2 separate regions of the Homo sapiens genome follow, and region 1 is linked to region 2. The links are chromatin loops, found by intact Hi-C in ENCODE. Cell type or tissue: ovary. All regions are shown on one strand. Links, peaks and the distances in the headings refer to the core of each region. The heading gives the core; the rest is flanking DNA.

Region 1 (15,148 bases), core at 2,726-10,725, 130 kb before region 2:
TTTTTTTTTTTAACCTGTTATGAGTTCATGATCTAAATAATTTGGAGACTCTTTCTTCAGGTCTTTATCCTAGTGGGCTCACCAGGGAAGTCACCACAGCTATATGTGTCCTTATTCTACATATCTGGCCATCTCTAGCCCTTCACATCTGTTCTCTGTTACAGCTGTTCTGGATGCATTCTCTGCAATATGAGTCACCTCAAAACAAAAGGTGTTTCTAGGGCTTTGCTTTCCTTTGATCATACATCTTACTTGTTCTGGTAATAATTAGAATTTTAATGAGAAGGGGAGTAGGGGGAATCTAGAGAGCATAGAGTGCATTTAAATGTTCAGCCTGACAAATAATTGAATTCGTAAATGAAAAGAGAGGTAGGAGAAGGGGGTGGGGCAGGACAATGAGGTTTTCCTTGGTGTGGTTGCTATTTAGATTGCCTCTCCATGTGACCCCCAGCTGCTGTTCCCTCAGAGCTGTGATTAGGGGAGGCAGAGGGCATGGTTTTTTGGAATCAGCACCCAGCACTCAATACTGGTTATATGAGACCAGGAGGCCCGTCCTATGCCTGAAGAATCTTATTGCAGGACTAGAGGAGCCTGGGCTTTTGACATCTCACTGGCAGGCAGTGCAAGGAGAATTAGGTCTCAAACACTGAGTGGGTTTGTCTTCACAGGAGATGCAAGGTTGGTGAGCAAGGCTAGTAAGACCAGAAGCAGGCAGCAGGGAGGAGGTGACTGTAGAAGATTCAGCTCATTTAAAATCACTGTATGTGGCCTTGAACTCAGACATCCCTCATCTCCTAGTTTAAGTTACATTGAGATTAGAAAGGGCTGTAGGCTTCTGTACAGCCTAAGGGCTGCATAAAGGCCCAGATAACCTAAGCTGTATGCCTTCCCACTCTGGGCTTGCTGGGGCCAACCCACTGGGACATGTCCCCTAGGAAATCACAGGTGCACAAATAGCCTTCAAAACCCTTTTCCCATTCACATCTTGTTTGAACTTTGACCCCTTGAGGCAGCTAGAACTTTGATGGGCAACTCTGCCAGTTTCTGAGTCCTGATCCAGTGCTCTTCCAATTTACACCACACGTTCACTTCAGGAAAAGCTAGAAGTAAGCCTCCAGTAAGGGAGAGAGGGCTCAGCCCAGCACTGAAAAAGAGAAAGTACCTCCTAGGTATTTGGATGCTTCTTCCCTGTCTTCTTCTTTACTTCTTCTTCAGCTTAGAGAGAAGGAAGCATTGCCCTGAAGTCAGACTGGCCTCACTAACAGTCTACCTCTACTAGTTTTAAACTGTGACCTTGGCAAACTATGTAACACTTCTCAGCCTCAGTTTCCTCATCTATAAATTGGGGGTAATAATAGTATCTACCTTTAGGGTCATTGTGAGGTTTAAATGAGACCAAAACTGTTGAGGATAGTGCCTAAGATGTAATAAGCAATATAATAAATATCACCTATTTTTATTAGAATTAGTTATGCCCAGCCCAATTTGAAACAGTCCTTAGTTTTGAAATTTGTTTAATGGGCAGAACACCTGAAAACCATTGAACATTAATCAACAGAGATAGCTTTAACCTTGTCTTTACAAACCAAGAACAATCTTACTAGCAGAAATAATATAATGGTTTTGGACATAGCCAGGTCCGTCTGTATCTTGAGACGTAACACAAACTATGGTTCAGATCACACATCTCCAGGCTTTTCCTGCTAATACTCATTTGCTTGCTGCCTCCTCAGTTGTTTTGTTGTTACCATCACCAGCCAGCTGGTGAACAGGAATGAATTCCAAAGAAGTAAGAAGAAGATCATGGAAGAAAAACCTATAATTGAGAACATCCTATGTTCTTGAAAAATTTCTTGAAATTTGGGGAAAAGAAGCCTATTGCTCAATATTCATTGTAAAATGTTTTCATTCAGGCATCAGAGGAGCTCTAGTATTTCATGGGCACCTGATTTGGTAAACCATAGTAGCCAACTCTCCAGCAGTCTCATGGGAGAGAAAACAGCTATGGAACTAGGCTTTGGGATCACACCCCAGTGACATAGCCTTGTACAGGGGCACATGGCTTCTAGCCCTGGCTGTGAAACTGAACTCACAGGTGCTCAGACACAGGATGGACATCTCAGGTGGGCGGCAGTGCCAGAATGACCGACAGCACAGCATGTATCATCTTCATTGCTTTCTAATTGCGTGACCTTGAGCAAGTTATTTAACCTGTCCAAATCTTAGTTTTCTCTTTTATTTAGTCAGGATTCGAATTATTCCTACTTTGCAGAATCATTGTGAATATTAAATAAGCTAAGACTTTGAGCACAGGCCCTGGTACACAGTGAATGTCCCCAAAATGTAAGCTGCTGTTATTCTTCATGTTTTGTTTTTTGGTGGAGGATAACAGTTGACTGTGTATACAGAACAGACACAAAGCTAAGCTAAGTCTTTGAGGCAGGGAAGGGAGACTCCAGATCAGAGGACAAAGAATCTGAGGGACGTCAGGCCCCTCTTCTCTCCTGGGAAGTTGAGATCCCCTTCAAGGCCATCAGGATAGGATCTGCTTGTCACCTTAAATGAGACTGTCTGGTTGGGGTGATGGCCCATGGTCTCCCTCCTCTTCCAGAAAATGCTGGGTTATTAAATAGCAGCTCAGGGCTTTCTTATCTTCCCCCACTGACACTTCTTTCTCCAAAGACAGCCCTAGTGCCCCCTCCCCTCTTCTCCACCCATAGTGTTAGAATTCATCAGCAATTCTTATTGCTTGCTATTGTTCCCATTTTTCTAATGGGCTCCCACATCAGAAAAATCCATTTTGTAACAGTAACAGGCGTTCTTGCTAACAGATTGTAATTGAAGAGATAAACTGGGAAGAGGAAGCAAAAAGAAAGAACCATTTTCCCTACTCACCCCAAAGCCAGAGAAGGCTGGCTTCAGGGCCTGGAATTGGTGGTGGACCCTCAGAAACGGTCAGTGCTCAGGCTGGGGAGAGCAGGAGCTGCCTCGGCCAAGGAGCTCTCGTGCAGACACAGACAGAGACATAGACAAAGCACAGCCCAGAGGCCAGGGAGCAAGTGACGCAGAGGCCCAGGAGCTTGGAAGAAGAGCGTTTAGCCTGGGAAGAGAAGAGATTCTGGGCAGAACCACTCATAAAATACTAATAATATCATTTATTTATTTATTTATTTATTTATTTATTTATTAATACATAGTGAGCATTATGCCCTTTACATTATCTAATTTAACCTTTCTAGCCTCCCTAAGAAATTGGTATACACCCTTAAAGATAAAGAAACTAAGCATAGAGATGTTAACCAGGTAACTTGTTCAAGGGTACAGTGCATTAAGGAGAAGAGCTGGGATTTGAACCTAGGACTTGCTGATGCCCAAATCTGGGCTCTTGAATCACGTATCTGGGAGGACTACAGATTGAGCTGTGGAGTCCCAGGCTGGACAGAGAAGTTGGAGTGGGGGCAGGCATTTCTTAGTTGTACTCAGGAGAGGATGGGAGGGATACTCCCACTTTTTGGCCTGACCCTATGAACCTGGACAGAGCCCCAGAGACTCAGATTATGACCAGCCTGGTGACCACCTGCCCCATCTTCTTCCCTGGAAAGCTGACACTTCAGGTTGCCCACCAGCCACCAGGCAAGTAACCAGTGGCCTCTGGAAAAGGTGTACCTGAGGAATATCTGAGAGAGAGAGAGAGAGAGAGATTGTGTGTGTGTGTGTGTGTGTGTTGGGAGAACAGAGCTATTCTGTACTGAGGCTCAGACGTGGCCCATTAATAATTAATAATAAGCTCTGCCAGGGCTTGTAAGTTTATTAGGAGAACCGGTGTAATTAAAATTCAGGGCTGGGGGGAGGGGAGCAGAGGGCTTTTGCTTCCTTTGCTTCTTTCAGAGATCCAGACTGAGCTACCAATGGGGATAATTAGCAGAGTCCAAACAGAGAAGGAATTAATGCTCCTGAAAAAGCTGTGATGAGGAGAGACAATGCCAAGCTAATTACGGCCGCACCAAGCTTTATGACTGGGCGCTCACTTCCACCATCATTAGGGGATTCAGAGCTAAATCGGAGACTAATGTGGAGTGTTACAGCTAACAGAACATTGGCACTAATTTAACAATTATTAATATTATTAGTTTGGTGGATGGTAACTGTACCTTTCTGCTTGAGGGGTCAGGGCATGTGGCCCTTCTGAATGTGGGATCAAGGCTGGAGTGATGGAGGTGGAGGGCAGACAGCCAGAAATTCTTTTCCCTCTATGCTTCTCTCCCTGTTTGTACCTGCAACTAGTGAGAGGAGGGGTCTGCCTGGGTCCTCGGGGAGCAAGAAAGAGTTCAGTGCTCCTAGAAGAAAGAAGGGAGGGATGAGGTTGTGTCATTATACTTGGAGGGTCCAGATCTGGATGCCCCTGTTTATTTCTACTTTCAGAGACTCCTCTGATTTCAGTTCCTAAGTGTGACTCAGTCCTTAGAGGCTTCTTTTCCTAAGCAAGAATAGAAAGGGTGCCACCCAGTTTAGTCGGAACTTTGTCTTAGCATGCTTTCCCCACTCCAGACAACCCTATACAGACCATAAAGAAACCTGGTTTGATCCAGATGCCTCAATGCCACTCCTCACTATTTGCAGCCACATGTTATACCCCTAACTCTGTGGACAGGGAAGATAAACTTCAGACAGTTAGAAGAGAACATGTCTTTTGTACAGAGCTTAGAGGGATGACACATACTGAAACCACCATCCCTACTTGACGTTCTCATCAAAGTCAGAGGGAGAAGAAAACTTCTAGAACTATAAATCTAAGGGCTCTACAACTCTTAGATACTGGACCCTGCTTCTAGAACTCTAAAGCTCAAAACACACTAGTCAGAATATCATCTCCTTGGGTTCTAAAGGATTGTGCATTGTACCTTTCCTCAAAAAGGGCAAAATCTGCAGAATTCCATCCTTCCAGTGAGAAGGACAAACATCACATAAATTTCATGGCCACAAGTAAACTGGAGTTAACCACTCCCGGCTGCCAGCCTAAGAAAAACAGGGAAGCTTGAGGTCTCCTGTCAGGTTTCTGCATTTGCTGGAGCACTTCTGGACCTCTGCTTGCTACCTTAAGTCCAGAACCCATGCTGACCATACCTAAACCTCTGCAGCTTGGCTTATGGAAAAAGTTCATTCATTTCTACAAGGCAAATGACACAATGAAAGGTGGAGAACTGCTTATTAGTGTTCACTTGGGGTGTATTAAGGAGAATAGCAGGCCTATGGCTTCAGAGTTTTTAAAGAAAAAGGGGAAACTTGCTTTTAGTTTGGACAGTTTGTGTACAGGTGTTTCCAAGTCAGGGTCTGATTAACTGAGACTTCCTGTGCAATTCCTAGCACAGACTCTAGCCTATAGAGGAGTCTCAGCAAATGACAGTGGAGTCTGAATCTCAGTCTCAGGGTGTTACTAGAAATCTGTAAGCTAGAGACTTAGAACAGGAAGAAGTCAAGGGAAAACATAAAATGGTAAACAGAGCTGGGCCTGCTCTAGCCACTTGCATTTTTCATAAAACTGCAACAAATGAAAAGCTCTAGCATTGTGCTGGTTGGAGAATCTGGACCCAGAGAGCAGGCTGGGAGGCGGAACAGCTGGGGCCTGGTCCTGAACTCCATGGCATCTCCCCAGACCCTCTGGTCACCTAAATTCTCAAAATCCCAAGGCCACTCTCAACCACTATCTTTCTCTTGCTATGATCAAAGGGTCTGCTCCTGCCTCCCCATATCCCTTTCAGCCTCTCAGCTTGGACCCTGGGCTTCCTGGGACTTGTGACTCAGCAGCCAAAGTTAAAGTTTTCCTGAGCTAACAACTAGAACTCATCTTCTGATGCAGCCTGCAGGGAAGGCATAGTAATTCATCTGGGCCTGCCGACTCTCACCCCTCAGGCTTTTCTCACCCTCAACCTGGCCATCCAGGCACCTGTCATTCCAGATTATGGGTATCTCTGTGGAGTCAGAACACCTGTGCCTCCCCCTACCAAGATGTGCTGCACACATACAGCCCTGCCCCACTTCCAGCAACTTCCACCGTCACCCCCAGCATTTCTGCCCTGAACAGACAGGAGAGTCAGCTTCCATCCCAGATGGAACTCCACAGGTATGTTCTCACCCTCTAGGCTCTGAGGGTCAGGACCAGCATTAAGGCTCCACTGGAGATGGATCATTGGTGGAAAAGACGGAAGGGAGCTGGGGAGTAGGGAGAGGCAGGAAGAGGCTCCCTGATAGGGAAAATTCTGTGTCTGGTGTGTATGCGTGGTGTAGGAGGGGATGGCACCAGAGAACCAGAGTCTTATAATAATAACTTGTTAGGCCTAATGTGTTCTGCGAATCTCCAAGGCAGGGAATCAACTTCCCCAACCTCCATCTCTGTACCACCCTCTAAAAGTTCTTTATGTCTAACCTCAGTCCCTTCTGCTGCAGTGATCAAACCATTGACTAAACATTGCCACAACTAGGGACAGCAGCGCCTCCTACGACCCTCACAGGGCTCAGGTGGGCTCCGCTCACCCCAAGGCTGGATACAGCCCCCTCACACACACAAGCCTCCCCTTGGCCCACCGCCCCCTCCCCCGAACTGCTCCTCACGGGTATCTACCTCTATATACGACCTTTAACCTCAAGTGAAAGAAAACAGGACCCTGGGACCTGCAGCCGCTGGGGAGTTTACCCCACCTGTACCTGCTCCCAGAACCGCCGGTCCCTGGCTTCTCGTCCCTGGAGCAGCGCGTGGGGACCAAATTCCCGCCTCTGGCAGCCCCTTTCTCCCCTTCCCGCGCCAGCGGTGCAGAGCCACTGAGCAACTCCCGAGTGCTCCTAGGCCCAGCGCTACTGGGGTCGGGGTGGGGGAATAAGGAGGGATGGAGCCTGCAGAGTCTCCTGGAACCCCGGCGTCCTGGTCCTTGCAGGATCTCCCCACCCCCACTCCGCATTATCTCCAGGCCTCTCACTCCCCCAGCCCCTCCCCCATGGAGGGGACGCGACCCAGTACTCCCTCCCGCCCCGGACCCTCCAGATATCGGGACAAAGAAGCCCCGCGGCAGCCGGCGAGCGTGGCTGCCGGGCACTGGTGCAGCAGGTAAATACCCTGGGCCGGCCGCCACGTCGCCGACCCTCCCGCAGCTCCCGCCGCCAGGGCGCGACACGCCATTCCCCCTGCCGCGACTCCCCGGAGACGCCGCAGCTGCGCGCCAGGGTCCAGCCCGGCGGGGATCGGGCTCGGGACTCACCCGCTCCGGCGAGCTCGACTCAGCTCGGGCTCCCGCCTCGGCTAGGCAGCCGCCTGGGGCTGCGTCCCGCGCAGGGTCAGCGCGGATCGGGCAGGAGGCGCCCTCTTGGCAAAGTCGGCTAGAGGCGCCAGCTCAGTCGCGCACCGGCCCCGAGTCCGAGTCCGAGAGGGACGGAGGGAGCGAGTTATAGGGGCGAGAGGGGGTGGGGGAAGGACGCCGCAACACCCTCATACCCTCCCCCACCCCGCCCCCTGTCCCCCGCCCCCCAGCGGAGACGCGGAAAACCACTCGCAGCCGGAGAGACACCCGGACACAAAGACCTCGTGCCAGCCGCAGACCCAAGTTTCTCCCGGAGAGACTGGGGGTCCGCCCGCGTTCACCGCGAGAACACACAAACGGACGGACAGACCGACGCACGGACCCGGGGACCTCGACACTCGCTAGGAGGCAAGCCCTATTCCTCAGCCGGGCGCCCCTCGTCTCCCGCTCTCTCCATGGACCCCTCTCCTGGCAAATCGCCCGCAGAGCGAGCTTGGAGATGCGAGGGAAACTGAAGCCCCAAGGGTGCCCCGTCCTGGGAGCCTGGCTGTCTGCGGGGTCCCCCGCATTCCGCAGTAGTAATACAGGAGGGCCGGGGGCTTCTACCCCAACCTCCGCTCCCCTTCGGGTCTCTCCTGGCTGTGCAAGCGATGGGCCAGAGGGCTGGACGAGGCTGGCTCCCAATCCAGAATCCCGAGCTGGGGAGTTCTCTCTAGGTTCTGGGGCTCCTGGGACCGGGGCTTTGGGGAAGGGAGATCGCAGGACGGATATCCAGGAAGGGAGGGGGCCCTGGGTCTCCCGTTACCTGCGCCTGCCGCGCTGGGACTCCGCTCTGGGGGCTGCAGCTCGAAGCTCCGACAAGTCTCCACGTCCAGCCCGAGAGGGGGCGGCCGGGCCCGGCACAGCGAGGCGAGGACCGCGAGCGCCTCCTGGCACCGAGGCCCGCCGGCCCCCCACACTCCGCTCATGCCCTAGACACCCAGGCTTGCCGAGCAGCAGCTCGAACCCGCGCCCCGGCCGCACTGGGGCGGGGCACGACGGCCCCAAGAAGACCCTCCCTGCAGCGGCCCCCTGCGGCTCCGCTCTGCTTTTAATCACTTCCCCGCAGGGTCCCCGCCCCTCACGTGGCATCCCGCGGCAGCTGGCGAGTCTGGCGCCTCGCGGCCGCCCCCTCTACACTCAGGGACTGGCCTGAGTCCGGGGGGTGGGGGTTTCGAGGCGGGAAGCCGGGCTGTCCCGAATCTCGGAGGGTGCAAGGCCAGGAAAGAGTCCGGGTTCCCACTCCGCATTCACTGCCTGGTGTGACCTTGGGCGTCTCTGAGCCTCAATTTTCCTCTCCGTAAAGGAGGTGTAATGATTTTAAGTACTTCACGGACTCCCTGGGGATAGAAAGATCGTGTTTGTGAAAACACTGGGTAAACTGCCACATGCCACACGAATGACAGAGAAATAGATAACCCCGTAACAGAAAGAGCGACGGTCAGGCAGGGTCTGGGAGGACCTTGGCCGAGGTTCCTGACGGGAGCAGTTAGACTGGCCCCCGAGTCCCAGCTTCGGAGGTAGAAGACCCCAAGACAGGCGGGCGATGCGAACTGCAAGACTTTCCGAGCTCCGCAATCCTGCGGTCCGCGGTACCCGCATGTTGCTATGGCGACGGGAGGCAGCGGCCGTCTCTCTCCATGGCAACGGGAGGGAAAAGTTTCTGGCAAACAGGAATGGGGGGTCATTTCAAGAGGGCGCAGGGCGCTCAGTTCCGCCGACCCACCTCCTTGCTTCGGTGAAACAGCACCAGAGATCATGTATCTTTCTGCTAAGCATAACAAGAAAGACAGAAAGCTCAACGGGAGGATTGAGGCTAGACTTAAAGTAGAGATCCCCTCAGAAACTGTGGAGTGAGGCCCAGGAACAGATCGGCTGAGAGGCTTCGAGCTGCCTCACTCAGCGCTGGAAGTCTGTGAGCCATGGTCAGGGAGGCCGGGGGACCAGCGCCCTGCAGGGGCCTATCTCGGGAGTCTCTTGATCTACACCTGTCGGCGGTGGGGCCCCTTCTGTGTGGGGCTCGCCTGAAGCCCCAGACTCAGGTCCATTTGCTCTCCCGGAGCTGGGAAGGAAGCTTTAGCTGCAGCCCCTGGAGGCTGCTGGGTTGGTGTATGCCCGAGTGGCTGGCGAGGGAGAAAGGTCTTGCCTCTTAATTAACACGCTTATTGGAAGTGACTCGGGCAGTGACTCACGTTCCGGAGGGAGGAGATTCGGAGCCTTAGCTCCTGGCGGTCTCCACTGCGCGCCATCTGTGCCAACCGGCCCTTGGACTTGCGATCCCCTAGCAGCTGGTGCCTGGGGCACCAAGGGCTAAGGCAAGGCCTGTGAGGACCCTGGCCCAGCCAGGCGGCTTTTCCACCGTGAGGCGCCCCCTGGCTCTGTCCACGGTGCTGAAGACCCAGTTGGTGCTACCATCGCGTGGGCATAAGTTTAGGGGACGAGGGAGAGGCAATTGTTGAAGGTTCGCAGCTTCCACCCTGACCCCTGTGCCTGTGATAGCAGAAGGCTAGGAACTCAGGCAGGGACCAAGCAGACACGACGCAGGCGATACTGTGCAATCCGGGCTGCCTTCCTGCTGGAGGTGTTTGGTTGCTGTTCCAAGAACAAGTGGGGCTCTGGCATCCCTATGCGCCTTCCTGGTGCTTCTGAAAACCCACCTGAGGAGCCTAGAGGCCCCATTAATTTCTTTTCCATCACCCGATGCAGATCTCAGCACCCAGAAGAGCCTCTGGCTAAACGCTTATTAGCAGTTTCCCAAGTGGCAGGTTTGTGTTTATGTAAAATACAAATGGAGAACTGCTCTTTGCCCGTGTTTATGGCAACTCTGTCACTCCCCTGCTATTTCTCCCTCCCCCTCGCGAGTTCCTGGGGGAAATTCACAGAACAAAGCACCTTGTTTTGCCTTTGCAGAGAATGAAAAAACACAGGACCATTCCAAGGGCCCAGACCTGTGATGCAGGGAAATCAATATTTTGCTTACATCGAGTGGGGGAATTTGCATCTAAACTGAAGGCAAAGGAGCTTGTTTGGAGCAGAGCAGGTGGCAGGAGCCGAGAATTAACAGATAATTTCTCATTGTTCCTGGATTCAGCCTCCACACTCGGCAGGCGCTTCTGCAGCGTCTCTGGCGCCCCGGCAGCAGCTCCGGACCTGGCATTTCTCAATCTAGCAGTGTGAAGGAGCTGCTGCCCTGATAGGGCTGCAGAAACAGGTTAGGGCCCCTGGGTCAGTCAATAGCTATTGAAGTTGGATTGTAGGAGTTAGCGTGTGTGGGAGAGACAGAGATGAGAGAGACAGAGAGAAAGAAACAGAGACAGAAATAGAGGCAAGAGACAGATACAAATGAGAGAGACAGAGGATGAGACAGAGATACAGAGAGACAGTTATAGGAAATAGAGAACAGAGAAACAGACAGGGAGACAGATGTACAGGTAAAGAAACACACATTCAGAAGGAGACATTAAGGTAAAGCCTCACCCTAGTTGTCCTCTTTAGCCCGCTACCTCCCCCAGCCCCCAGGTCAATTGCTGATACCACTGTGGTCACATAACCAGCCACAAAGCAGAAAAATTCTTCATGTAATGATGGAAACTTTTTTGTCTCTCAAACCCCTTTGCCCTGCAAACCCAACCCCCAAACACACCTTTGCTTCTTCCCATATGAAGAGATAAAATTCAGAGTCCCAGGGTCCCACCAAGAGCTGGGAGGGAGGATCCAGGGTCCCACTCAAACCCAGAGAGGGAAAGAGGTGGAAAGAAGTGGAATTGTTGCCCTTCAATTCTATCTCTCAGAGAAATCCCATTCTGAGTTTGGGTTTAGGGGTGGGGAGGAGAGAAGCAGGAGCAGAGACAGTTAAGCATGGAGTGGTGGCAAATAAGTACATTGGACAGGGCCTGGGAGGGCTGGGATTCAGGGCTGGTGCACCAAAGCAGCCACGAGGCTGTCACATCCCCTATCTGGGGCTCAGTGTGCCTATGTGAAGTTGGATTAGGAGCTCTTTGAGGCTCCTTCCAGCAACAGCACTCTAGGATTTTACATGAGGGAGAAAAGAGGAGGCTGGGGCAAAGGGAGGAGGGAGGCAGCCTTTCCTGGCTCTGAAGCTGAGGGTGGTTTTACAGAGGCCAACTCACTTTCAGCTCCCCCTCCCCCATCGTTCTCATTGCGCCTACAGCCATGCATGGAGCATCCCGAGTCTGGGCACCTCCAGACCAGACTTCTCAGATGCAGGAAGAGGAGCTGGGGTGGAATGGGAGGCAGAATGAGAGGAGGTTTGAGACAGAAACAAGAGGCCTCCCACTCCTATGCCCTCCTCTCTTCGGAAATAGCCAATGTGCTCATCTCCTGCCCCCAACTTAAGTCTCTGCCCTTGGGCAGGCTCCCACTCTGCTCTGAGCAGCAATGTCTTGTTGAGTTATGTTGCAAATAAAATAAATTAAAACCAAATAATAATTTCTTTAAAAAAATTGAACCTTGGTAGGAAATTGCTAATGCTGTAGGCGGGAAGAATGAGCTCCTTTGACATGAGCCGATGTGTCATATTGTCTTTCCATCTCAATGCAATTTCTAAATAGGGAGCCCTTTCCCCATTCCCTCCTCCCTCCAAGTCCCCAGCAGAAATGTAAAGGGAGCAGTCTGACGATTGTAGCTGGATTGTCTGACGTGCAGGGAGAGACACAGAGGAATAGACACACAAGCACACCTACAGCTTTGCCACGTGGATAGAAGCTAAGGAGGCTCTGACCCAACCCTGAGGGCCCCTGGTCTCTTCTCCCCACCTCCCCCATCCTCTGCTTACTGAGGCATGTAGCCGCCTTCTGCAGAAGTGTTAATTTACTCAAAAAAACAAACATCAGTTGAACCTAGTCTACTGCAGAATCAAGTTGAGGTCCTGTATTTGAGGGTATAACTTCATATCATTATTTGGAATAAACTGTACTATGGATTCCCTATGGGGTTTCAGCCAGAACAGCTTTATCAGTATTTCCTGCAGATGACACTCTCTCCCCCAGCCCCCATACCAAGATAGCAAATCTAGCCAAAGCTGGGTGACTTCTGCAAATCATGCTGTCCCAAGCCATCATCAGAGTTTTCAGGGATTCCTCCTTACCTGAGAAGATGCAGAAGACGTTGCAGAGCTCAAGGTCAATGCCTAGGTGCTTTTTGAAAGCGTCCATTCTTGCTTTTATTCCAAGAAATATGCTTGGCAGTTCAAACATCCTGAACCAGGGTATATTTGCCTCTCTCCCATTCCTCCCCTATTTCAGCAGTCTCATCTCTGTTCTGTGCTCTCTGCTCAAGCACACAATATTCCACATCAGACTTGGGAAGACTGGACAATGTTTTCTGCATCCAGCCTGGCTTTGTGGACAAAAGCAGGCTGGAGTTCGGGGAAGCAGAGACAGGTTGAAGGTCAGAAGGCAGTATCATCCTTCAAACAACTTTAGAGCTAGGCCTAACCATGGTGGGTCGAGGTCTGTCTCCATTACTGAGAAGTGAAGATGATGTCAGAATGGAAGGGCTAGGAAGGGAGCCAAATAGTCCTCTTCTCACTGACCTTGTACAGAAGAAACAGCACGGCTTTGGAGTTGGACAGATCTGCGTTCAAATCCTGGGTCTGTTATTTACCAACTGGATTGCTTTAGGTGCTATACTTTAGCTCTCTGAACTTCAGCTTCCTCATTTGTAAAACGGGACATATAGGGCCTGCTTCACAGTGTACAAGGCAAGGATTACATGAGTTGGGTTAAATGGTGAAGGTACTGTGACTGATCCATGGCAAGTGTTAAATGATGGTTCCTGTCCCCTTTCTTCCTTTTTTCAGAATGTAGAGGAAAATTTAGCAGGTACACTATTCAGAGGTTAACCTGTATTCTTCCATGGGGCAAGTCTCTGCAAATTGTCCAGAAGGAATTTATCTCATGTAATTCTTACAAAAATACTGAGAGGCACAATGGGTGGATCCTAATCATCCATCTAGTAGATGAGGAGATTAAGTGACTGGTTCCTAGTCCACAAGGGAGGAGATGGCAGAGAACTGGAATTCAGGCCTTCAGACAGCAGATCAGCGCTCCTTCCTTCTTCACCATGCGGCAGAAAGATGGTGGGGATGTGAATACTTTTTCTTATTTTCTTACAAAAGGTTACAATATTTTAAAATTGCCTTTACAATAAATAAAAATTTAGAAATAAATTACAATGCAGTGAAAGATTTTTTCCTGTGCCTCTTTGCAATGCTCTTGGCTCTTTGACCTTAGCCATTTCAGTTGCCTCTTGGACCCAGTTACTGGTCTAGAGGAAAGATGGTGTCATTGATAAAATACGGGGTTGGGGCCAGACAGCTTCATGGCTCCATATGTGCTTGGTTGCTTCACTCTTGACAGAGGTAGGACTCCTCAGAGAGCAGCTTGGGGTGTCTCTGTGCCTGGACTGTGTCCTGTGGTCAGAGCCCTGCTTCCAGGAAAGGGCCAAGCCAAGATTCTTGTAAGACCAGGACTCCAAAGATTGGAGCTCTCCCCAAGGAGCCTGGAGAGAGTTTGCAATCTTAGGTCTCTGGCTGTTCCACTAATGAAAGGAAACCAGATAAAATGCCAAAACTAATTAAAACAACAAACCTGAAAAGGCCCTGTCAAAACTAGGAAGTCTTAATTCTTGATTTCAACAGAATTCAGGTAGGAAGAATCAACAGAGCATGCTTTGGGTCAGTGGACTGAAGCCCCCTACAGAACTGAGGTGTTGGAGTCCCTGGAGAGAACAAATCTGTTTACCAAATTCCAGCTTCCATCCATTTGGTAGAATAAAAATCCTTTTCTATCCCAGCCCCCAAGCCTTATATACATTTCTGCTGTTTGCTAGAGCCATAGTAATGGTTTTAATGAGTCAGCCCCCAACCTTTATTAATACTTCTCTACCTTTGTAAAGCATGGCACAGTTTACACAACAGTCTTACGTATGTTATCTCATTTCATACAACAACCCCAAGATTGGACAGTATTATTCTCATTTCACTGGTGAGGTCCCAGAGAGGCTAGAAATAACTGGCTCAGGATTCACAGCTAGTGAGTGGCCGAGCCAGAGCTCAAGTCTGTCTTTTCATGCCACTCGTTCACTCATTCAACATTTATTGAGGTCCTACTAAGACCCAGTCTGTGCCAGGCACATGGGATGCAATCCTGTGCTGTTTCCTGTATACAATGGCCTTCAGCCACACCACATACAGAGCCCTGAGCATATGGGCTCTGTCCTGAGGGAGTGCACACCATCAGTTGTGTAAAGAGGCTGTGTGTGAAATTGACTGAAAATGAGTTCTTTGACCTCCTTGATGCGCAGTTGCACAACCCACATGAACAGTGAAATTCTCTTCTGACATGATTCTCCCTGGATTTCCCTCCCTTTCTGTTTCTTTTACTTTCTCCTTTGCCTCCTGTCAACCCTCTGCTTTCTCCAGGGTTCAGCTCTCAGCTTTTCTTTCTCCTATCTCAGTGCTCTCTGAATGGTCTTATCCATTTATAGGGCTTCAGATACCAAACAATGCCAACATTAATAGTAATGGTAAACATTTACTGAGCACTTACTCTTTTCCAGGATCCATGCTGCTTGCTTAATAAGGGTTGCATAATTTAATCCTCACAACAATCCTATTATTGCCTTCAATTTGCAGGTACCAAATGATAGAGCCAGAATTTAAACCCATGCAGTCTCACTCCAGCGCCCACCCTAAGGATTTCCAATTCTGCATCTCTGACTCATCTATCTCTCCTTGCTTCTCCATGTGCATTTATAAATTCCTGTTCTGAACAACTTGACCCTAGACCTTCTGAATC
Region 2 (15,148 bases), core at 3,139-11,138:
ATTTACAGTAGTACCCTTTACCCAGCATATCATGTCCAGCTATCAGGAAAAAGTTACAAGGCAAAAAACACAGTGTGGAAAGACAGACCAAACCTCAGAACCAGATACGGCAGGGAGGTTGGAATTAGCAGACAAGGAATTTAACACAACCATAAGTAAGATGCTAAGGGAGCTAATGGATAAAATAGACAGCATGTGGGAACAGATGGGCAATGAAAGCAGAGGGATGGAAATGCTGAGAAAGAACCAAAAAGAAATGCCAGAGATGACAAACAAAACCCTGTAACAGACATGAAGAACGTCCTTGATGGGCTTATTAGTAGACTGGACAAGGCTGAGGAAAGAATCTCTGAGCTTGAGGATACCACAATAGAAAACTCCTAAACTGAAATGCAAAGAGAACAAATACCGACAAAAATCAGAACAGAATATCTAAGAACTATGGGACAAATACAAAAGGTATAAATACACATAATGGGAAAGAAAGAGAGAAAGGGACAGAAAGGACATTATTATTTAAAACAATAATGACTGAGAATTTTCCCCCAAATTAATGTCAGATACCAAACCGCAGATCCAGGAAGCTCAGAGAACATCAAGCAGGATAAATGCCATAAAACAGAGCCAAAAAAAAAAAAACACCACAACTTCTAGGTATATTATTTTCACACTACAGAAAACCAAACATAAAGAAAAACTCCTGAAAGAAACCAGAGAAAAACACACCTTCCTTATAGAGAAGCAAGGATAAGGATTGCATGCAACTTCTCAGAAGCCATGCAAGCAAGACGAGAGGAGTGAAATATTTAAAGTGTTGAGAGAAAAACACCCACCAACCTAGAATTCTGTACTCTGTGAAATTATCCTTCAAAAGTGAAGGAGAAATAAAGGCTTTCTCAGACAAACGAAAATTGAGGGAATTTGTTGCCATAGATTTGCCTTGCAATAAATGTTGAAAGAAGTTCCTTGGAGAGAAAGAAAATAATGTAAGTCAGAAACTTGGGTTTACATAAAGAAAGAAAGAGCACTGAAGAAGGAATGAATGAAGATAAAATAAAAACTTTTATTTTTATTCTTTTTTTTTGCAGTGGCACAATCTCAGCTCACTGCAGCCCCAACCTTTTGGGCTCAGGTGATCCTCCCACCTCAGGTTCCCGAGTAGCTGGGACTACAGGCATACACCACCACACCAGGCTAATTTTTGTACTTTTTGTAAAGATGGCATTTTGCCATTTTGCCCATGCTGGTCTTGAACTCATGGGCTCAAGCAGTCCACCTGCCTCGGTCTTCCACAGTGCTGGCCATTGTGCCCAACCTATTTCTCTTATTCTTAATTGACCTAACACATAACAGTTTGTTCAAAATATTAATAGCAACAATGTATTTGATTATGTATGCTTATGCATATATGCTTATTATGCTTGTATGATGAAATGAAATGAATGACAACAATGATTCAAGGGATTGGGGGAAGGAGTTAGAGTTATTTTGTTATCTAGGCTACAAACCTGCACAGCATGTGACTGAATACTGTAGGCAGTTGTAACATGGTGGTAAGTTTTGTATATCTAAACACATCTAAACAAAGCAAAGGTACAGTAAAAATGCAGTATTATAATCTTATGGGACCACTGTCATATATGCAGTCTGTCATTGACCAAAACATCATTATGTGGCACATGACTGCATACTAATACACTAAGAAAGAAGATACAATCACATAAGAAGCTCAGTTACAACCCCAAAAGGCAGAAAAAGAGTGGACAACAAAAAGAGGAACAAAGAACAAGAGCAACAAAAAGAAAACAGGAATAAATATCTTAGGTATTAATGCAACTATATCAATCATCACGTTAAACATCGATGGTCTAAATGCACCAATTAAAAGACAGAGATTATCAGAATGGATCAAAAAACCCCATCCAACTATATTTTTTTTACAAGAAACCCATTTTAAATATAAAGACGATTGTAGATTAAAAGTAAATGGATGGAGAATCCATCCTATATCATGATAACATAAATCAAAAGAAATCAGGAGTAACTATATTAAGTTCAGTTATAGCAGACTTCAAAGCAAGAAGAGTTATCAGTGTTAAAGAAGGGCATTATATAATGATAAAGAGGTAGATTTTCCTAGAAGGCATACAATTGTTAATGTGTGTGTGCCTAACAACAGTATCAAACTACCTGAGGCAAAAACTCACAGAATTGCAAGGAGAAATGGATGAATCTAATATTATAATTGGAGATTTCAACACCCCTCTATCAGGAATGAACATAACTAGTAGGCAGAAAATCAATAAAGACATAGTTGAATTCAACAATACCATCACCTGTAATCCCAGCAATTTGGGAGGCTAAGGCAGGAGGATCCCTTGAGCTCAGGAGTTCAAGGCTACAGTGAGCTATGATCACAACACTGCACTCCAGCCTGGGTGACAGAGTGAGACCCTCTCTCTAGAAACAACAACGACAACAACAACAAAAATACCACCAATCAACTGGATATAATGACCGTCTACAGACTACTCAGACGACTACATCCAACAACAGCAGAATACAGATTCTTCTCAAACTCACCTGGAACACTCACCAAGACAGACCACAATCTGGGTCATAAAACACAACTTAACAAATGTAAAAGAATAGAAATCATGCAATGCCTGCTCTCAGATCACAGTGGAATTAAACTAGAAATCAGTAATAGAAAGATCTCTGGAAAATCCCCAAATATATGGAGATTAAGCAGCACACTTTTTTAAAGTTATGATAAATAACTTTTACTTCATTTAAATGTCTTCATTTAGTAGTCAAATCCCAGAAGAAAATGCTATTTTTAGGAGAATGTGTAACTGAAGAACCTCACATTTCTATTTAAGTTTAGCCAGTTATTCTTGACAGAAGATAAGCAAACTAATGCATGATAAAGCCCCCATGAAGTTATCTCATACTTAAAAAAAAATCCCAAATTATACTTAGTAGCTTTATTGCAGCTTTCATCCAAAATGTGTTTTATATCATCTGTGACCCAGGAAATCCCTGATATCTTCCTGTCAGGGTAAAGAAATGAAAAACAATAGGACATTAATTATACTTTTAAGTATTCATCTGTTTAGAGCCCTAGATATTCCATATGCAGACCACTATGCTCACATTTGTTTTAATAAGACTCTGGTCCAAAGCCTCACATTTTTATAGCAGTTACAGTTTTTCAGCACCAGACCAGGTAAAGACATGGCAACCCCATGATCCACAAAATCAAGGAATGACGATGATTCAAGGTGACCATCAAGGTGTTGATGATTCAACAAGAAGATGACAACTTCTTGTTGACACTGAGATGACTGAGCTGGTTTATAACAAATCTATCTATACAGAGGCAACTTGGAAATATTGGCCGCTTTCACAGCCTCAAAGGGCTCTGCCAAGTGCACCTCAGCACTGCTGTACTCTTGTCCCACAGTCAGGTAGGGCATGCTCGGCCAGTAGTGTTTCTCCACATGGTTCACAGCTGCTGGTGCTTCCCTGATCCACTGCCTACCAGAAATGTGATTGCAGCAGAGGAGGGCAGTCAAGGACATGGTGCCTGCATCCACAGGAAGAGTCCCTAAACAACACGCTTCTAAATAACACATGGGTCAATGAAGAAATCTCAAAAGAAATTTAAAAATATTTTTAGCTAAGTTAAGAGGAAAACACATGAAAGCAGTGTTTAGAGGAAAATTTAGAGCATCAGATGCATGCATTAGAAAAGAAGAAAGATTTAAAATAGATCATCTGAGCTTCCACCTTAGGAAACCAGAAAAAGAGGAGCAAATTAAATTCAAAGTAAGCAGAAGGAAAGAAATAAATAGTAGAGCAGAAATCAATAAAATAGAAAATAGAAAATCAGTAGAGAAAGTTAATGAAATCAAAACCTTGTTCTTTGAAAGGATCAAGATCAATAAAATCAATAAGGCTCTGGCCAGACTAAGAAAAAAAGAGAAAGGGCACATACCAGAAATGAAAGAGGCAACATCACTACAGATCCTATGGCCATTAAAAGAATAATAAAGGAATACTATGAACAACTCTGTGCCCATAAATTTGATAACCTAGATAAAATAGATGAATTCCTTGAAAGGCACAATCTGCTAAAATTAATACAAGGAAAAATAGACAGTCTGAATAGGCCTATATCTATTAAAGAAATTGAGTCAATAATTATTAGCCTTCCAAAACAGAAAGCATCTGGTGCAGATGGTTTTACTCATGAATTCTACCAGACATTTTAAAGGAGAAATGATACCAATTCTGAACAATCTCTTTCAGAAGATAGAAGCAGAGGGAATACTTCCTAACTCAATCTATGAGGCCAGCATCACCCTAACACCAAAACTAGATAAAGACATTGCAAAACCAGAAAACTACATATCAATATCTCTATGAATATAAATGCAAAAATCTTCAACAAAATATCAACAAATTAATTCCAACAATGTATAAAAATAATTATACACCACAACCAAGTGGGATTTATCCCAGGTATACAGGCTGGTTCAACATTCAAAAATCAATTAATGTAATCCATTGTATCAACAGGTTAAAGAAGAAAAATTACACGATCTTATCAGTAGATGTAAAAAAAGCATTTGAAAAAACCCAAACCAATTCATGATAAACCTCTCAGCAAACTAAGAATAAAGGGGAATTGCCTCAACTTGATAAAAAAAAAAATCTACAAAAAGCCCTATAGCTAACATCATACTTAACGGTGACAACTAGAAGCTTTCCAAATAAGATAAAGAACAAGGCAAGGATGTTTCCTCTCACTATTCATTTTCAACATTGTATTTGAAGTCCTAGCTAGGGCAAGGAATTGATTCACAAGTGGTGGCACGCACTTCTAGTCCCAGTTACTTGGGAGGCTGAGGCGAGAGGCTCATTTGAGCCCTGGATATTGAGGCTTCAAGGCTTCAGTGAGCTACGATGGTGCCACTGCATTCCCTCTGGGGTGATAGAGCAAGAACCTGTCTCTACCAAAAAGAAAAAGAAAAGAAAAAAGTGGGCCACAGACCTTAACAGATGCCTCACCAAAGAACACATACAGATAGCAAATAAGCATATAAAACAATGCTCCACATTATATGTTATTGGGAAATGTAAATTAAAACAATGAAATACCACTACATACCTATTACAATGGCCAAAACCCAGAACACTGACAACACTGAGCGCTGGTGAGGATGTGGAGCAAAAGGACCTCTCATTCATTGCTGGTGGGAATGGGAAATGGTACAGCCACTTTAGAAGACAGTTTCGTACAAACTAAACATAATCCTCCCATACAATCCAGCAATCATGCTTCTTGGTATTTACTTGAAGGAGTTGAAAACTTATGTCCACACAAAATCCCGCACACAGATGTAGATAGCAGCTTTATTTGCAGTTGTCAAAAGCTGTCCTTCAGTAGGTGAGTGGATAAATAGACTGTGGTACATCGAGAAAATGAAATATTATTCAAGGCTAAAAATAAATGAGCTATCAAGTCATGAAAAGACATGGGTAAATTTAAATGTATATGACTAAGTGAAAGAAGTCAATCTGAAAAGACTACACATACTGTACATTTCCAACTATATAACAGTCTGGAAAAGACAAAACTATGGAAACAGTTAAAAAAAAGTGGTTGCTAGGGGTTACAGGGAGGGAGGGATGAATAGGTGGAGCACAGATAATTTTTAGGGCTGCGAAACTATTCTCTACGATATTATAATGGTGGATACATGTCATTATGCATTTGTCCAAACCCATAGAATGTACAACACCAAGAGTAAACTCTAATGTAAACTATGAACACTAGGTGATAACGATATGACAGTGTACTCTGGTGTACTCTGTATAGGGTGTACTCTGGTGGGGGATGTTGATAATGGGGGAGGCTGTGCATGTTTCGGGGAAGAAGGTATGGGATATTTCTGAGCCTTCCTCTCAGTCTTGCTGTGAACCTAAAACTACTCTTTAAAAAACTAGTCTTAAAATTAAAAAACAGGCCAGGTGCGGTGGTTCACACCTATAATCCCAGCATTTTGGGAGGCCAAGGAGGGTGTTTTAGTCTGTTCTCGCGCTGCTGATAAAGACATACCCGAGACTGGGTAATTTATAAAGAAAAAGAGGTTTAATGGACTCACAGATCCACGTGGCTAGGGAGGCCTCACAGTCATGGCAGAAGGTGAAAGGCACATCTTATATGGCAGCAGGAAAGAGAAAATGAGAGCCAAGCAAAAGGGGAAACCCCTTATAAAACCATCAGCTCTTGTGAGACTTATTCACTACCACGAGAACAGTATGGGGGAAACCGCCCCCATGATTCAATTATCTCCCACAACACGTGGGGATTATGGAAGCTACAATTCAAGGTGAGATTTGGGTGGGGACACAGCCAAACCACATCTCGGGGGTTGCAAGAATAGCCTGAGCCCAGGAGTTTGAGACCAGCCTGGGCAACATGGCAAAACCCCATCTCTACAAAAAATTAGCCAGGTGTGGTGGCATGCGCCTGTAGTCCCAGCTACTCAGGAGGCTGAAGTGGGAGGATCACATGAGCCCAGGGAGTTGGAGGATCACCTGAGCCTGGGGAGGTGAAGGCTGCAGTGAGCTGTGATCCCACCACTGCACTCCAGCCTTGACAACAGAGCAAGGCACCATGTCAAAAAACAAAGTGTGCCCAGGTCACACACACAAAAAAAACTGCACTGCCTCTGCCAGAAAGACATCAACTGTAACAATAATCTGATGATAATGATGATAGTAACAAGTAATAAACAGGTAAATAAGGGCAGCTACAGAGAGCAGAGTGCAAGGTAGAAGTGCTTAGGCCCTAATTTAGGCAGACCTGCCTCCACCACTGACACTGTGACCTCAGGCAAGTTCCTTAACTTCTCTCAGCTGCAGAGTCCTTGTCTGCATAGGGTAATAGTGAGGATAATAGGACCCCTCTTGCAAGTTTGTTTTGAGAGTTAGAAATAATATATGTAACATGCAGGACACAATCCCTGACAAATATTAGGTATTCAATCATGATAGCTCTAAAGCCGAAGTCGTAACTCTGAACTACTTCATACTTTTAGAGTTACCTACATTTGGATAGCAAAAATTTGTTGTTGTTGTTGTTGTTGTTGTTATTGTTGTTTTTAATGGCAGATCAAACAGCTGGTTGCTAGCCAGGACGATGGGAGAGAGTTCAAAACCGAGTACTGCTGGGAGGGTTGACAGTCCCTTGCAACTAAGGCCTTGGGACTCAAATGAGTGCTGGAGCTCCCCCTGCAGGCAGAGTTGGGTGTGTGTTAGTAGGATGTGGGTACAGCGTAAATGAGCCACACAGAGCCGGCTTAAAACCCAGCATGCTTCTCTGCTTGGTTTGTGTTTTTCTATTAAAAAAATAGTATTACTTATTCAGCCAGATTTGCACAACATTTGCTAAAATTACTATATTTACTATACTTATATCACTATATTTGATTAGATGGCACATGATTTAGAACGAGTTTTTTTAAATGCCAATTCTATGAGCTAAATAGCTAGCTTTCTCATTAACCTTGGGTATTAATCAGTGCTTTTTTTTTTTTTTTTTACCCATTTCTTGGCTTATCAGAACCCAGTTTTCCATCTCTCAAAACCACTTGCATTATTTCTATGTCACAAGTATGGAACAAGCATTTATTGAACACTAACTCTGTACAAAAACATTACACTAAAAGCTCAGGAGAACACAAAGAATATGGACGGATTCCTACCCGCTAAGACCTTTTAATGTAGTTGTGAAGACAAAATATACACATATGAAATGGTGAAGTCACGAGCAAGAAAATGATGACATGTGGGCTTGTCCATGCTAGGGCGCATATTCCACACAACTCTCCACCCCATTCCCAATACTTAGCACAGTTTATGGCACAGCATAGGGACTTAACAGGCATTTAGTGAAAAACTAAATAGCATGATGATGACAGAGAACAGGGAACAAATACTGAATGACTATAAGAGAAAACCACACTTTTCTGCCTCATTTTTCTCCTTAACATTTGCAACCTTCTAACACACTGTCATTTATTTCATCATTTGTCTCCCCTCTTTAAATGTGAGTGTTCTGAGCAGAGAGTTTGCCTGTTTTATTCACTGCATATCCACAGAACATAGGTTTGTGTCTGGAACATCATGGTCACCCAATATGTGTGTGTGTGTATATATATATATACACACACACGTATATATATACACACACACACACACACGCGTATATATATACACGTATATATACATACACACACATATATATATACACGTGTACATATATTGAGTGAATGAGTGAATAAATGAATATTTCAGCCATAATTTCTTAAGTATTTATACATAAGTGATATTGAGATTCCTGAAATCTTGTGGAATTTCAGTGTCAGGATTAACCACAGGATGAAATACCAAAAATGTACCGGGTGTTTGTTACAGCTTTGTTTATAATAATGACAAATTGGAAACAATTTAAAAGAAAAGAATGGCTATATTTAATATTACACCTCTATAATGGAATCTCTATAATGGAATGGCACATCTGTATAATGGAATATCATAATTCCATTAAATATAGCAACATCAATCTATATGCTTTTGGAAAGGTTGCTTTTTTTCAGAACAATTGTGGGGGGCTAGAACAGAAAAAAGTCTGGAGGGATTTACACAGAATGTTATCACCAGGTGGCAGAATTAAGAGTGGAATTTTCATTTCCTTCTTTAAGCCTTTTCATATTGTCTGATTTTTTAAAATAATAATGATATGCATGCATTATTTTAAAATCAGAAGAAAATAAAGGTATCTTTATTTTTGAAAAGACATTGTCTGGGGCTTCTGTCTTGCAACCATGCTGGGAGTGTGGAACGACCTGCCTGGGTTCCGATGTGGTCCTGTGCTCATCACCTTCCCACACCTGCTGCCCTGCACCATTCCCAGGGGCTCCTCTGTGACATAAATTTTAGTTGACCATAACTGATCCAGCTAGTCTGGGATTATCAATTTCAGATGGTGGTCAAATTTAACAGCTAGTGGTTATTACAGAGGGCTACCTTTCCATCTTTCTTCTTGATGAAGACTGCCCTGGATTGCCAACTAAACTTTCATCAGTGATAGCCTGTGAACCATTGTCTAAAGTCCTGACAGCAAGGTTCTGTGCCCCTATCTTCCACCCCTAAGGGATCAACTAGAGAGGCCCATCACTGTGTTGATAAGAGGAGAGTTAGAGAGAAGCTTTGGCAAGGATGAGTATGTCTTGGAAGTCACAGTAATTAGGGGTTGGAGGGAAACAAACCATATTCCCCTTACCAGGGGCTGTGCTGGTAACATTAAGTGTCTTGCAGGCTTATGGTAAAAGTTCCAAACAACAACTCCTTCATGCTGGTTCTGGTTTAATTACCAACATTTGGAACTAGAGGTGAAACTAGGTATTCTCCTTTAGAGGAGAATAGTGTATAGTGTTTGCTGGTCCAGAGATCTGAGATGGTGCAGCCAGTGGGAAGGAGGAATAGCATGGACTTTTGCAGTCAAGTTATTGACTTTGAAAAAGGTCTTAAATTTTCTGAACTTAGTTCTTTCATCCACAAAATTGTGTTATTGATATATACTTTACATCATTTTAATGAATACAGGAGATTATGTAAGATTATAAAATCCTAACTAGTGCATGGCACACAGTAGGCATTAAGCAAATGTTAATTCTTCTATCAATGTCTATTATGGCTATTAAGAAAAGGGGAGAGGGACAAGATATTGAGATCCCACTAAGTGCCAGGCACTCTCCTGAATCCTGTGCTTACATCATGTTCTCACAACTCGGTATTACTGTGCAAATACCCACTGCACAGATGAGGCCCACAACAGCTAAGTGACTTGCCCAAGATCACGGCAACATGTGACAGAGCTGGTGTTCGAGTCCAAATCTGTCTGCTCCCAAATCCCATTTCTATAAACTATATTTAAGTTGTTCTACTTAGAATAAATTGTATGAGGTCCCGTTATTTTCTGGAGGGAGAAGTGCCAACCCTCTAAGTAGGTGTGGTCAAAGTCCAATTTTACATTAGCCATGAAGTTCTCTCCCATTATTCAGCTGGGGACTGAATATAAGTAAATAATGCTTGATAATAACAGTAGCTCACATTTTTTGACAACTTACTATGTATCAGGCCAAGTGCATTAGACTATAGGATTCTCATTTCATTTTCAAGAAGTCCAAGAAGTGGGCATTATTATTATCCTCATTTTACAAATGAGAAAACGGACATACAATGAAGCTAAGTAACGTGTCCAAACAGCAGAGCCCGGTTTGAGCGACTCGCCACTGAACTACCCACCACCCTGGAAAGATGCATCTTGAGGCAAGGAGCTGGTAGCCAGCCATGCAGTTCTCCCTCTGAATTCCTCTAGGAACTAAGCAGCACCTGTTCACAAGGTCCCAGGGGTGCCCATTCTCAGAGGTCTGTTCTCACTCCTCACCTTCTGAGACCCAGAGGTGGTGGTGAAAGCCCCTAACCTGTGAGGAAGAGGCTCATCCCTAGGTTTGGCCTTACAAAGACAGCAAAGGGCCAGGTCATTGGGAGCCTCTGAACTTGGGGTCAAGGCAAGCAGCAGGCTCAGAGGCCAAGGAAGGGAGCCCAGCAGGGGAGGCTGCAGGAAAAAGAATTTGATTGAGGCAAGATTTATTCACATGCTCTAAAGGAACATTTCTTAAACTTTCTGCGACCATGACTCACCAAGCAACACTGTTACATGTGGAGTAGCTATGCAGATTTTCTTCCACCAAAAGAAAAATCATTGTCAGATTAAGAAAAGACACAAACAAAAATAATACATATGGGCGACAGGAAACTTTATAAGTTAAATTTCACAACATGAAGAAAAGATTTTATAAAACTACATTTCAGTATTTTCCACTATTGTACAGTATAAAATGGTTATTTGTTATAAAATATGATTTATTTTTGCAAAGGCTCACAGCACACAGGACAGCTTTTCAGAGAACATCAGCATTCTGATAGTGTTGTTTAAGAAATGCAGCTTGTAAGTGAATAAGCAACAAGCCCTTGATCTTAGGTCTATACACACTAGCCACCTGGTTCTGATGCAGGACAGGCAAGCCCCAAAATTGGGGCTTAGCCCAAGGTTTTTGGCCCCATCCAGGAAAGAATTCAAAGGTGAGCTGGTGGTGTTAAACAGCAGCTTTTATTGAAGCAGCAGTGTATAGCAGCAGCAGCGAAGCAGGACTACCCCACAGGCAGTGTGTCCAGAGTAGCAGCTCAGAGGCAGTTCTGCCATCATTTTCGTACCCACTTTCAATTATATGCAAAGTAAGAGGCAGTTTATGCAGAAATTTCTAGGATGAGGGTAGTAGCCTCTGTGGAGTTGTCACCACAGCAAGGGGTGATAACTTTCAGGTGTTGCCATGGCAATGGTAAGCTGACATGGCATACTGGTTTTCATGTCTTATGGAGAAGTGCTTCCACACTGCACCTGTTTTAGGTAGTCCTCAATTTGGTCCTGTGTCTGAGCCCCACCTCCAGAGTCTAGTCCCACCTGCTACCTCAGTTCTGCCCAAATGACAGTGAATATTAACTTAAAGGTCCGAGACTTGTTAAAGCAGTGCTAGGTCCCTAAAACAGAGGCCTTCAATTTTTTAAAAAATCATATAACCGTAGCAGCAAAAATGTTGAACATACACTCCAATATAGTGTATTTACTTATCTATATTATTATCTTATTATATTGATGCATTTCTATTATTAGCCAATGTCTCAAGGCTTCATATACACTTAGGATGAGGTTTATCACAAATGCCAATGGAAGTAAAGGCACTGTCCCCTTGATAACTTCTAAACTTGTTTTTGTCAACATCTTGTCTGATCTGATTAGATTGTTATGGTTTCTAACCTCATGATATGTCTGACAATGAGCTTCTTTTGAATTAGGGACAGTGCCATTTTCTTGTTGTTTATTTGCATTTGCATTGTGGGTGTTATCATCACACTCCTTTCTTTGTAGAGCTCTTCTTAAGCCACTCTGTTTTGTGAGGATTTGTTTAGTTAAGACTAAATAATCCAATTTGCCCATCCTCTCAAGTGGCACGAATAAGCTACAATACTCTGAAAGCCAATGAGCGACTCGTCAAACTGTAACACTCAGTGTTCCTCAGGATACCCCTTGAGGTCTGTATGTGACATGGGAGCAACAGACAGACCAAGCAAGCATGCATGCATCAACCTGTATATTAAGTGAAGCTTAATTCTTTTCGCATTTTTAGATAAAACATTAGTAGCAGACACCTCAATATTTGCTTCCCATTTCCCCAGCATATCATTCTGCATTCTCTGGGCTGCCCACTCCCCACTTTGAGATATTAGAGGCAGTATCTTTATAAGACTCTTAGGGTCTATGTGTGTGGGTAGATTTATGGGGTTTTGATCCCCCTGAAAAGAGACTTCAAATCTTGCATGATGGCAACAAAGACTTCTTTGGAGAGACTCTGAAAGGGAAAGGAGTGACACACAAGATTTTCCATCACCCTCCCTTGAACCAGCCCCAGGGACAGCCTCTAACCTAACCTGATTTCTGGTCATTGTAAATAAAAATAGTGTCTGTAGACTAATTGACTTCCCTGGAAAAGTCCATTCATCAGTCAAAGGAGGAAATTAACAAAGAGCCTTACATGATTAAGGAAGAAGAAAGTAGGATTTTTTTTTTTCCAAGACAGGATCTTGCAGTCACCCAGGCTGGAGTGCAGTATAGTGGCATGATCATAGCTAACTGCAGTCTCGAACTCCTGGACTCAAGTGATCCTCCTGCCTCAGCCCCCTCAGTAGCTAGAACTACAAGCGTGCACCACCAAGCCTGGTTATTTCTTTCCTTTTTCAACAGACAGGATCTCACCATGTTGCCTAGGCTGGTCTCAAATTCATGGGCCTAAGCATTCCTCCCACCTTGGCCTTTCAAAGGTCTGGGATTACAATCATGAGCCAGCTTGTCCGGCCCAGAAAGTAATTGAAAAAAAAAAAAAGGCTGTGAGTTCATTTTTCCTGTGGATCTTGTGATGTAGCTGTACCTCTTCCTGTTCCACTGCCCTCCATAACACATATCACCTTGGGCTGATAGGGCTGCAATAATTGATTTTTTGTGTGTTTTTGTCCTTCATTAAACGTAGATTCCTTGAAGCAAGACCAATACAGTTTTACAGCATCAATACATAGCACAGTGCCTGACAAATAGTAGGTGTTCAATAAATGTTATTGGATGAATACACTCTTGGGGATAACAATAATAACCTGTCAGAGTCCAAGGAGATACTGTAGGTAAATCACATAGCACAGGATAATTGCTCAATAAATATACATATTACTGCATGAGATAATATAATTGCTCTCTGAGCAATTTTGCTATTATATCGTACAACAGTACTTTGTAAACTGCAAAACAGCACGTTGATTTATGCTTTTGAACTACCCGGTTTCCATAGTAGAAACTAATCTTCTGAGAAATACCAAGAGTCCTGAGCCTGCACGGGCCCCTTTCCACTCTGGGGGTGAGAAAGGCACTGGGTGGGGGCTCAGTTCCGCACATAGGAAGCTGCGTGGAATTAGAATATTACCCGGGTAGGATGTAAGACACATAGTATTATTCCCTCTCCCCTTGCACCCGCGATTCTGGGATCAACTTTACAGCATCCTTCCTAGTTCATCTGGCTGCGGCTCATCGTTCAGCTGCTTCCACATTGAGATTCCAGAGGTCTCCACACTGCCTTGGCAGTCCCCGCTGGAGCCTCCGCTAAGTGTTCAGCTGCTCTCTCAGAACTCCTGTTCCTCACACATCAGTGATGTCAATCCCTGTCTGTCCATCCAATAAATATGTATTTTCTCTTATGCCTACTATGTACTTGACATTATTGTAGGTGCTGGGAATATGGAAATAAACAAAACAGACACAAATTCCTCATGGAGCTTGCATTTTAAATAAAATAAGTAAAATATGTAGTGTTGGCAGTGATAGGCACTAAAAAAAAAGTAGAGCAGAAAAAGGGGGTGGGGAATTTGGCGGGGTGGGGAATGGGCTGCACATGTTAAAACGGTGGTCAGCTGAGATTTCACGCTGAAGGTGACATGTGCATAAAACCTGAAGGAGGAGAGGGATGCAGAGGGGCAGGTACTCGAGGAAGAGCTCTCCAGACAGAGGGAAGAGAATATGTGAAGGCCTGAGACAGGAGGGTGCCTATGACACGGAGGACTGAGCTGGGAGTAGGGCAGAGCCGGCTCCCTGTAACGGTTAATACTAAGTGCCAACTTGATTGGATTGAAGGATGCAAAGTATCAATCCTGGGTGCGTCTGTGAGGGTGTTGCCAAAGGAGATTAACATTTGAGTCACTGGGCTAGGGAAGGCAGACCCACCCTTAATCTGGGAACACAATCTAATCAGCTGCCTGTGAATATAAAGCAGGCAGAAAAACGTGAAAAGGTGAGACTGGCCTAGCCTCCAAGCCTACATCTTTCTCCTGCGCTGGATGCTTCCTGCCCTCAAATATTGGACTCCAGGTGCTTCAGTTTTGAGACTTGGACCGGCTCTCCTTGCTCCTCAAGCTTGCAGACAGCCTATTGTGGGACCTTGTGATTGTGTAAGTTAATACTTAAAAAACTCCCCTTTATATATATATACCCTATTAGTTCTGTCCCTCTAGGGAACCCTGACTATATAGTCCTGTCGGCCTGTAGGCTCCCTATGTATTTGGCTTGGAGTCTGAGTGGGACTGGAAGCCAGTGGAAATAGAGGAGTGGTGTGAACTCACTTATGTTCTCACAGGCATCATGCCAGACTCCGTGGGGAAGGGAGGATGCTTGGACACAGGGAGGCCAGGCCAGTAGCTTCCACAATAACCCAGGTGAGAGATGATGGGGGTGGCCCATGTGGTTATAGTGGAGGTGGCGAGACGCAGCCAGATTCTGGATATGTTTTTAAGGTAGAAAATGCAAGATTTGTTGACTGATTAGATGTGGGGATGAGAAAAAGAAGCACCCCAAAACGGAGGCCTCAGATGAGACACTACCCTTTAGCCTCTTGCAGAGTTCTGAAATATGTAT

The links. Peaks named below come from ENCODE experiments on the same cell type or tissue, not always from the same donor. Only the 100,000 strongest peaks of a DNase experiment are listed, where the experiment ranks them.
Region 1: it touches region 2 in a loop (2.0-fold over the local background); 5 of 110 quality-filtered maps call a loop at or near these places.

The regions. Positions count from the first base shown.
Region 1 is chr1:114,145,516-114,160,663 of GRCh38, forward strand. SYT6 (synaptotagmin 6) reads right to left here and starts at 8,354. Exons shown (of 8, transcript NM_001253772.2): 1 at 8,095-8,354. The coding sequence starts at 8,257. RefSeq lists enhancers at 29-741, 9,529-10,142 and a silencer at 11,072-11,366. In ovary, for the core only: no CTCF peak of the experiment used is centred there; DNase peaks (open chromatin) are centred at 7,296, 7,726, 8,158, 8,913 and 1 weaker place; H3K4me3 peaks cover 2,014 bases; H3K27me3 peaks cover 1,296 bases.
Region 2 is chr1:114,275,692-114,290,839 of GRCh38, forward strand. It overlaps the pseudogene MRPL57P1. Among named protein-coding and RNA genes, the nearest start is that of SYT6, 130 kb to the left of the region's middle. In ovary, for the core only: a CTCF peak has its summit at 7,307 (motif pointing left); a DNase peak (open chromatin) is centred at 7,310.